2 separate regions of the Homo sapiens genome follow, and region 2 is linked to region 1. Evidence: read pairs that join two places in POLR2A ChIA-PET (ENCODE). Cell type or tissue: K562. All regions are shown on one strand.

What was found. ChIA-PET counts read pairs that join two places held together with the same protein. Peaks named below come from ENCODE experiments on the same cell type or tissue, not always from the same donor. Only the 100,000 strongest peaks of a DNase experiment are listed, where the experiment ranks them.
Region 2: POLR2A ChIA-PET joins it to region 1 with 10 read pairs; 16 of 35 experiments call an interaction of 5 or more read pairs at or near these places.

Annotation. Positions count from the first base shown.
Region 1 is chr22:23,279,688-23,284,687 of GRCh38, reverse strand. It overlaps BCR (BCR activator of RhoGEF and GTPase), which reads right to left. Exons shown (of 23, transcript NM_004327.4): 9 at 590-711. Among named protein-coding and RNA genes, the nearest start is that of LINC02556, 44 kb to the left of the region's middle. RefSeq lists silencers at 2,594-2,643, 4,625-4,932 and an enhancer at 3,034-3,143. In K562, a CTCF peak has its summit at 2,724 (motif pointing right); DNase peaks (open chromatin) are centred at 2,717, 3,867, 4,597, 4,967 and 5 weaker places.
Region 2 is chr22:23,162,245-23,167,244 of GRCh38, reverse strand. It overlaps RAB36 (RAB36, member RAS oncogene family), which reads right to left. Exons shown (of 11, transcript NM_004914.5): 11 at 1,582-5,000. It also overlaps a transcript of RSPH14 not described here. Among named protein-coding and RNA genes, the nearest start is that of BCR, 16 kb to the left of the region's middle. RefSeq lists an enhancer at 90-591. In K562, no CTCF peak of the experiment used is centred here; a DNase peak (open chromatin) is centred at 2,993; H3K27me3 peaks cover 3,880 bases.

The DNA of each region.
Region 1 (5,000 bases):
GGGACTACAGATCTAGCTGGCGTCATCCCCTCGCCTGACAGATGGGGGAACTAAGGCTCTCCTCTGAGTTGACTGATTAAACCCACTCAGCAGGGCAACGGCAGGATGCAGGAAAGAGCCCCGTGCTGGTCCTTCCCAGTGTGGCCCTCTTTGCTCCATTCCAACCTGGTGCAACCTGGGTGAACCCAGGGAGGAGGGAGGAGGGGAGTGTGTGCACGCCTATGCCGAGGATAACTCGGAAAGCCACCACCAGGCTCGGGGAGACAAGGAGCAGCCACCACCCAGCACTGCCTGCAGCCCCTGATCTCACGCTTCCCGGATGGGTCCTGAGGTGACCTTTCTGCAATAGTGCCGGAAGCCACGGTCGGGTTTACCCCTCACTACAGGAGTCAAAGCTGGTCACCCTGATGCCCCATGACGTCTCCAGATTGCTAGTGACAATCTTTAACCTGGAGCCTGGCATTGTGCCCAAGTAGAAACGGAATGTAACGAGCTACATCACCACTGACCTCCGCCATGACAAGACCCTCCATGACCTGGAGAGTCAGGGTGGGGTCACTGCTGGGACAGGGGCCACATCGTCACTCACCCTCCGCTCTGCTTCTTGAGCTTGGTGCAGAGAAGCAGGTCGGTGAACAGGAAGACGTGGCGCAGCTTGCGGGCCCCCTCCACCAGCTCCACCATGAAGCTGTCCTTCAGCAGCTGCCGGTGCTGCAGGCACAGGGAAGGCTGGGGTCAGGGCCAGCCTGGGGTGATGGGTGGGGGGTGTTCGGCCCTCCCAGCCCAGCAGGAGCAGGTTGACCCAGAGACATTCTCTCCCTGGGAAGATTTCACTCCCTCCACATCTGACCCTCACACCCACTTTCCAGAACGTTTTGTTCATCTCACTGTCCTGCTAACACATCAGGGCTTATGTGTAACTTCTTTGTTCAACAAATTTCCCAATCCCTCCTGTGTGTTCAGCCTTTGGAAGAGGGTGGGAGGATGGGGGAGAGGGGGAGGTAATGGGTGTGGGTCTGAAGGGGCACACAGCCAAGCAAACAGTCTGCTGTGAAGATGGGTGATGGGGGGACCCTCTTTAAACAGGGAAGCCAGTGCCTCTCTGGGGTGGCAGCTGGAGATCCAGAATTGGCAAGAAGCCAGCCATGCCAGGAGCAGGTATTTCTGTAGAGGGACCATCTCAGGCACAGGCCCCTGTGGTGGGGAGAGATTGGTGCCCGAGGTACAGATGTGGCAGTATGGTCTATGGGTGGAGACAGGCCCAGTGCACTCTGAAAAGTGGCAGCCCTCGAGGTCACAGCAAGGGTTGGGCCTGGTTCTGAAGGCAGCAGGAACTGAGGGTCCCACATGTGGAACTCCTAGTCCTCCCAACTAGACAGGATGGATAGGGTCCCCGGTGTGCACGGGCTGCACCTCTGACACCTGCCTGGACACCTGCGGCCTGAGAAGGGTGCCTTTCTGCATCTTGGTCTGCATCTGAAAGGCAAGGGTCGGTCCTTCTTGCTCAAGGGGCTGCTGAATGGGCATGTCTAGGTAAGTCACCCCTGCCTGGTACCTCACAGGGTTGGGCGCTGTGCCGAGGGTACAGGGACAGGAGGAGAGGCTGTCGCAGCAAGCCTTCCCCACGCTGGGACCAGCGCACTGCACGAGCACATCGCCTGAATTATTTGACCCAATCCCCACAACAGGCTGTAGGCAGGTCCTTAATGAGAAAACAGAGCTTCAGGGAGGTCCACCCTCTGTCCCAGGCAGCGCAGAAAGAGAGGGGTAACATTCACAGGCCTCTACCCTCAGGAGTCCACAACCTCGTGGCAGAGAGGCCAAGTGTTTAGTGGGCACCCAGCCCACCTGGTCTCAGGGAAGGCTCACAGGGAGGACGACGCCCGCCCTGCACTGAGAGTCAGAAGGGTTGGCAGGGGAGGCACATACAACAGAGAGTGTGAAAACCCAGTGTCTCCCCGCAGGCGGTGCACCTGTCCTCATCTCGAGAAGTGATGAGGCCTTGTGCTCTCAGGGAGCCAGGCTGGTCCTGGGGCCAGACCAGGCACCTTGCCCTGCTGTCACCTGCAGCCTGAGGTTCTTCTCGGGGAGCCTCGGTCTCTCTGAACTTTTCCCCCATTCTGGGGCCGGAGGCAACAGAGCTCCCCATTTGCAAGAACAGCCTGGGCCAGTCCTCCGACACTCTCAGAGGTGGAGGCTTCATGTCACCATCATAAGCAGCTTGGCTCACGACAGGCAGCCGGCTCTTGCGAAGGGGAACCAATGAATTACGCAGGGGCTGCTGGTGCCCATAAGTGGAAGGGTAGGAAGGCTGCCGGCGTGCCAAGGCCATGACTCATCGGCACTCACCCACACCCCGCCTGCCGAGGGCAGACGGCTGCCTGGTGACGGCACCCACGGGAAGCAAGAAACAGCATGTGCACCTGGAGAAACATCATGTAGAGCTGGAGCGCTGAAGCCGGGTAACCCAAACTGCTGGGTCTGCAGTGGGGACCAGATCTGGGTAGGGTCCCAGGACACTGAGGTCCTTCGGGAAGGACTGCAGTAGGTCCTCTTGGCAGGGACACAGCAAAGGGCCTCCCGGCCAAGGAGGAGGGGTCTCAGGCGCCTTCCTTCTGGGGCAGTGGCGGGGCTGGATGGCAGCCTTCTCCATACAAAGGCAGTGAGCTTCTCGCCATCACCAGCAGAGGGCACCCCATGCTCAGCTCAGAAACTGCAGACCCAGCCCACTCTGCCTGCGGTCAAGAAACGCAGCTCCCTCTCCAGCAGAGGCTGCCCACAACCCACCTAAGGGGCACCCTCGGCCTTCAGCAAGGCTACTGAGTGTCACACTGGGGACCTGTAGCACCCACATGCCGGCTTGCCACGTTGAGAGGACACACAGGCCTGACTGTGGGGAGGAAGTGGCCCCTCTGGGGTGCGGGCTGCAGGCCCGGGAGGCTCGAACAGTGGACTCGGCGGTTTCTGGGCTACTCTTTTGATGCTGCCACAGACTCCCCAACCCCCCACCCACCTGTGCAACTCTCATCTGAGAGAAGCCCGAAAGCCACAGGCAGCCCAGCATGTCACAGCATCTCAGGCCCCGCTCTGCAGTCCCCGTCACTCGGCCCCTGCCTGCCCTCCCAGCCCACACAGCACCAGCACATGGCTGGGAGGCCCACATGGCGTGGCCTATGTCACTCCCTGCCCAGGAGATGTCCCTCTCGGAAGCGCTCAGCAGCCTGGTCCCCGGCCTGGAGTACAGGACAGTTGGCCTTGAGATCAGCACAGGCTTCCTGCATAGCCCACCCGAGTCGTCCTCCAGGGCACACGGCAAGGGTGGGCCGGGGTCACAATCCTGACTGCATCCCAAAGCCGGCATAAGGCCACGTGGCTGGAAACCACTGTCCCCAAGGCTCAGCATCTCAACTAGGGCAAACAGTCCCAGCTGGAGCTGTGGGACAGAGAGGGCCAGGGCCTCAGTGGCCCCGGGACAGGGACGGTACCACACTTTGGCTCCCCGGGGCCATGGGAGTCTGTGTATGAAAAGGGCACAGGGGAAGATCCTATGTGCTCTGCGTCTGTGTGTCCCTGTGTGTCTCCATGTTTCCAGGTGTGTTCATTCTTGTGTGAGTGTGAGTGCCTGAGCGTGCCCTCGTGCGTGGAACCCCACACAGGCCTGTGGCCTGGGTAGGTGTGTGCCCGTGTGTCTCACTGTGTGCATCTCCATGTTTCTGTGTGTGTGTTCCCATGCAAGGGCATGTCCTGTGCGTGTCAGGCCTGTGTGTGTCCTGGTGCAAGTAACCCCGTGTGGGCATGGGTCCCTGTGTGTGCTTCAGAGCGGGGCAGGGCAGTGGGACAGCAGGCCCCAGTTGGCAGGACAACACTCCCTTTGGGGAGCCCCCCCACATCCCAGGTGGGAAACACCAGTTGGAAGAAACGCCACCTGTCTTCTTGAATAACTAAAATCATCATCCCCACAGGAGCCCGCAGAAAGCAAGGGTGGCCAGGACAGCCTGCATCTTCACTGTCCCGAGCCCACCCTTCTCCTTCTCTGTGACGATGATGCTGGCTATGCTCCTCCATTTCTTGGAGCCTCTGTTTCCTTAAACATGATGGGGTGAGAAAGACCAGTCTGGTGGTATGTTCTGAGGATTAAATGAAACTGCGACCTGCAGGGCCTCACACGGGGCTGTCACCCTTCGCCATGTCCTCTGCAGGTGGGAATGTGACAGTCACAGCTTCCCATGAATCACACCACTCACTCCTCACCAGGACTCTACAAGGCAGGCACCATAACCCTGATTTCTACACACAAGGAAACTGAGGCCCTGTGAGGTCACATTATGTGCCCTGTCTTCTGAGGAGGGGGTCGCATCAGGCTGGTGGGAGTGAGGAGGGGCACCTCCTTGCTAAGGGGACTTCCCCCAGGCCAGCTGCCTCCTCCAGCTGTTGCCAGTGCAACATCACCCCCAACCCCAGGCACAGCCTATCCAGGGCCTTCCCAGGAAGGCCAGTCTGGAAGAAGCATACTGTTAGGGCTGAAAGTTTCTGTCCCCCTCAGAATTTATGCTGAGGCCCTAACTCCAATGGGCTGGTATCTGGAGGTGGGGCCTTTGCGAGGTGAGTAGGTGTAGATGAGGTCATGCGGTGGAATCCATGTGATGGGATGAGTGTCCTCATAAGAAGGAAAAAAAGAGAGGTCCTTTTCTCTCTCCATGTCCACTCCCAGGAAGGCCATGTGAGGGTACAGTGGGAGGGTGGCCGTGCTTCTCACTGCCCTCATCAGAACCTGACCCTGCTGGCACCCTGCCGGATCTCCAGCCTCCACCACTGTGAGAGGTAAAGGCCTGTGTGTGAGCCTCTCAGCAGATGATACTTTGTTACAGCAGCCTGAACCGACTACGACATGCTCCAGGAATCAGAGACCATGGCTCCATGGAGATGCTGGAAAACTTCCCCAGGTACACGAACTACAGTCTGATCATCAACAAATCAGCAGGGCCTTGACTGGTGAGACA
Region 2 (5,000 bases), 120 kb after region 1:
ACTCCTTTTGGGGTTCGACCCTGGGTGGCAGTGTGCTGGGGCAACTGACTGAGAGACATTGAGCCCCAGGGGTGAGGGCACCTGCAGCAGATTCCCACTGGGATTAGACTCCAAGTGGGGTTGGCAGCAGAGGCAGGGGAGGGACCAGGAGTTCAGAGGAGGAGGAGGTGCTCAGGTGTGTCCCATCTCTTCAGCTGTCTGCACCTCAGTCTCCCCACCTGTCAGGCGGGGACAGGGCGGGGGTGGTAGTGAGCCCACAGCATTGCTGTGGTTAAACGAGCTTCCAGAGCACCTCACTGCATACGGGGCTGGCACAAAGAGCGTGCTCCATAAATGTGGCCTCTTGCTACTCCCCCAGGAGGCACCCCACTCCTGGATGACTTCTGCTTTGGGGAACAGTGGGTCAGAATTTCCACTGCAAGTGGGTTCCAGTGGGTGGTGGGTGGTGGTGCCTGCTGGGGTCAGGGGTGACCTGGGCTCTGGCCTCGCCCTCTTGGGATCCAAGGTGTAGAGCACCAGTTAACAACATCGTGTGAGGCTGCACTGTGAGACTAGCCGTGCACTCATTCCAAGGCTTACTTAGTAGGCTGGTGCTGGGGATGCAGCAGTGAACAAGGCAGACCACCAAGGCCACCAGGACGGTAAGGGAATTGTAAAGAGACCAGGATAGGGATCAAGGGCAACCTGACCCAGCTGGAGAGGCTAAAGCAGGCTTTCTTGAGGAAGCACCTCTATGCTGAGTTCATTGGCAAAGGTCAGGGTAAGGAGCTGTTGCTTAGGGAGAAAGCCCTTGCTTTGCCTCAGGACAAAAAAGGAGCAGACATTGGGACACAGCCCTTCATCTTACTCTCTCCCTTAGTTCCCTATATTGCACCCCACCCCCCCATATTGGCCCCCAATGCATCAGACCTCCAGTTCTTCACACCCTTATGAAATCCCCTCCCACACTGACTCTGGACTTTGGACATTTGGCCAAAATGCCCCATTTTGGCCAAATATAGCAAGTGTGATGTAAACAGAGGCTTGATAAGCACTTACACATTGGGGCTTGTCTCTGGAAACACTCCTTTTTTTTTTTTTTTTTTTTTTTTTTTTTTAAAAGACAGAGTCTCACTCCGTCACCCAGGCTGGAATGCAGTGGCAAGATCTCGGCTCACTGCAACTTCCACCTCCCAGGTTCAAGTGATTCTCCTGCCTCAGCCTCCCAAGTAGCTGGGACTACAGGTGCGTGCCACCATGCCTGGCTAATTTTTTGTATTTTTAGTAGAGACAGGGTTTCACCATGTTAGCCAGGATGGTCTCTATCTCCTGACCTCGTGATCCGCCCGCCTTGGCCTCCCAAAGTGCTGGGATTACAGGCATGAGCCACTGTGCCCAGCCTGGAAACAGTCCTTTTTAGAAACCAGCCACCACACTGTGAGGAAGCCCAAGCTGCCATGTGGCAAGGCCCTGCCAAGCATTCAGGTAGAGCCACACCACCTGCCACTCATATGAGGGAGGCCATTTTGGACTCTGGGAGAGTCATCCTAGTGGCCCAGCTACCAAGCAGGGAGCGGAAGAATAGCTGGTCAAATCATAGAATCATGAGAAATAATACATGCTTGTTGCTTTAAGCAATGAAGTTTTGGAGTGATTTGTTACATAGTACTAAATAGCACAAACATTTTTCTGCCCGAAGTCCAATTCTTTCCTGTGCCCAGAGCCTCTCTAGCTGGCATGAAGTGTCCTTCCCGAGACCTGTTCAGTTCTGCCCTGAAACTTTCTGTGGCTGGCTCCTACCAAGCTCTTCCCAAGATCAGAACATATCCTCCAGCCCCAAACCGCCTTCACTGGCTGATGCCCTGTGAGGGTCTCTGGGTCAGACAGGACTGGGGTTTGCAAGTGAGGGATGAGGCACAACTGTCCCTGGCCACCAAGGAGAGCCAAGCACAGGATTGTTCCCCAGGCAGGTGTAAGTTTCGTGTGGTGGCATCTGGGTCAGAGTGCAATCTGTCTGCTGGGAACATGGTCTTGTTTGAGCAACCTTCTTGCTTCCCTGCCTTCTTTACACATCTATTGAGCACCTACTGTGGGCCCTTCCTCCCAGAGGTGCTAGGGGAGACAGTAGAGGTGATGAGGTCACTGTCCTGGCTCTTGGGGTTCCACAGATGGGTGGGGGAGAAAGCCCAGATGTGACCAATCACACTCAAGGTATCAAGTGCTGCGAGAGCTGTGGGGGTGTCCACAGAGGCCTCTCTGGGAGTAGGGGTGTCCCAGCCGTTGGGCACAGAAGAGGGGTCTGGCATCTGCAGACTGCATTGTGACCAGGGATGAAACTGGAGCACAGGGGCCTGTGGGGGTGGGGTGGGCTGGGTGGTGAGGAGCCTCGAAAGCCAGAGCGAGAGCACCCTGGGACCTAGCCCTGGGGAGCCAGGAAGTGACAGGAGAGGACCTGCTTCAGGTACGTGTCTCCAGCAGAAGAGACAGGTGAACGGAAGGACACACAGATGGACAGAGAGCAGGAAAGGGTCCAGGGAAACAGGGAAGAGGAAAAAGGCGTTTCGGCAGCACTTGGACGCGGTCACTGTGGTCATTGCCGCACCTTGGCTGCAGGGGGCTGCTTGCCTGGGCCCACAAGACCAGACCAACAGAAAGTGCCTCTGCCCAGGAAACTTACTGCCCGATGCTGGGAAAGAAGGAAATGTCTTCATTAAATCATCAAAGTGAGGGTGCGCAAACCACCCTGAAGCAATTCTGACCGAGAAGATGCTGCATCAACTTGGGGTGGGGGGACAACTGAGCCCCTTGCGTTTCCGTGGCGACCTTACTCTTCTGTCCTCCCAGGCCAAATATCAAAGTTCGAGAGGCCACAACTATGTCAGTCAGGGTGTGTGGGAATCAGCTGGCACATTGCAGGAGGTAATATGAGGACGATTTAATCAAGGACCATTTACAGAGGTGGGGGTGTACGTGAGGCAGTACAGCTCTAGCTCAGAAGCTGGTAACAGCTGGACACCACACCCACCCCCGCAAACATATCCTGGAGGCCCGAAGGGGCAAGGGAAGGGAGCTGTGGAGAACGACAGTCCACCATGGGCAGGTTCTCCCGTCCTGTGAAGCTTATGCCCAGCAAACCTGGTCTTCCTAATGGACCCCAATGCTGTCTGCCCGACCACAGGCTGCATTTAGTGGACCAGGCTGGGGGCCGCAGTCGGGAGAAGGGCCTTCCTGAGTACGCAAAGCTATAACTACAAGAATGGCCACTGCAGCACCATTGGCAAGAGCTAAAAGCTGGACACAAGCCGGATGGCCCGCGGATGGGGAGGGTCAAATGAACTACAATCCATCCACATGAAAACTGGGCGCTGCTACAGGAAGGAGGCTCCTTGTGTGCCATCAGGGAGAGGCCTTGGCGCCAGCTCCCTAGGAAGGCAGGCTGCCAGGCAGTATGTCCAGAAGGAGCTCACTCTGGTGAAAACAACAAACAAGCCATCAACACTAGCTGTGCAGGCAAAGGCACAGAGTCCAGAAGGAATAGTCCTGACTGTTAGCAGAGCTAACAGTCTTTCCTGCTCTCTGTCCATCTGTGTGTCCTTCCATTCATCCATCTCTTCTGCTGGAGACACTTCAGGGGCGCAGCTAATGTGGCGGGGGGGGGGCTTTCACCTTGTATTTTATATGCTTTGTACTGTCTTTGTTCACACTAAACATACAACCCCTTTAAAAGTCATTTATGGAGGCCGGACGCGGTGGCTCAGGCCTGTAATCCCAGCACTTTGGGAGGCCGAGGCGGGCAGATCACGAGGTCAGATCATCGAGACCATCCTGGCTAACACGGTGAAACCTCTCTCTACTAAAAATATAAAAAATTAGCCCGGCATGGTCACACGTGCCTGTAGTCCCAGCTACTCGGGAGGCTGAGGCAGGAGAATGGCATGAACCCGGAAGGGGAAGCTTGCAGTGAGCCAAGATCGTGCCATTGCACGCCAGCCTGGGTGACAGAGACTCCATCCCGCCGCCCAAAAGAAAACATAAAAATGAATAAAATCATTTATGGCCGGGCATGGTGGCTCACCCTTGTAATCCCAGCACTTCGGGAGGCCGAGGTGGGCAGGTCACCTGAGATCAGGAGTCCGAGAGCAGCCTGACCAACATGGAGAAACCCCATCTCTACTAAAAATACAAAATTAGCCAGGCATGGTGGTGCATGCCTGTAATCCCAGCTACTTGGGAGGCTGAGGCAGGAGAATCGCTTCAACCTGGGAGGCAGAGGTTGCACTGAGCCGAGATTACGCCATTGCACTCCAGCCTGGGCAACAAGGGTGAAACTCCATCTCAAAAAAAAAAAAAAGTCATTTATATAAAAAACTACAAAAAATATGTTGAAGGGGGAATGAATAGAAAAAGATGCCAGTGTTCTTCCCTAACTGGTATTTGGCAATCGCTGAGCTGAACATTTACAGGGCAGCTGCAGTGTGCCAGGCCCTAGGAGAGCAGTACTGATCAGAAGGCTGCCTGCAAGGTGCTCGCCATCTACGGGAAGCAACAGCACGAGACGGGTGGGATGAGTGGGCATAGCCAGGTGACAGGGGCCTGGGGCTGTGGGGCTGGTTCATAGCAGTGAGAAAACCCTGTGGATGAGCATACTGGGCAGAGAGGCTGGGGAATGTGTGGGGTATTTCTGTCTGCTCTGCATGTGCAGGAGGCGGTGTTGGAGACAGGAACATGCTAGACTTGGCAGGGCCTCTGAAGTCCTCTAAAGGTGCATGGACACCATTACAAAGGTCCTAAGAGATGTATAGGCCAATGAGAGAGGGATGGAGAGGCAGCAGTGGGCACAGGCCCAGCATGAGTGCCAGAGGAGGGCAGTGCCATGTTCAAGGGCTGCAGAGTGAGTTACCCTAGGACAGCTGTGCAGTCTGCCTCCCGCAGCACACAGGTAAATGCACTGTCCAGGTGGGCCAGAAAGGCCTGAGTGGTTGTTCTGCACATCCTGGCCCACGGACCAGGAGGGCAGGACC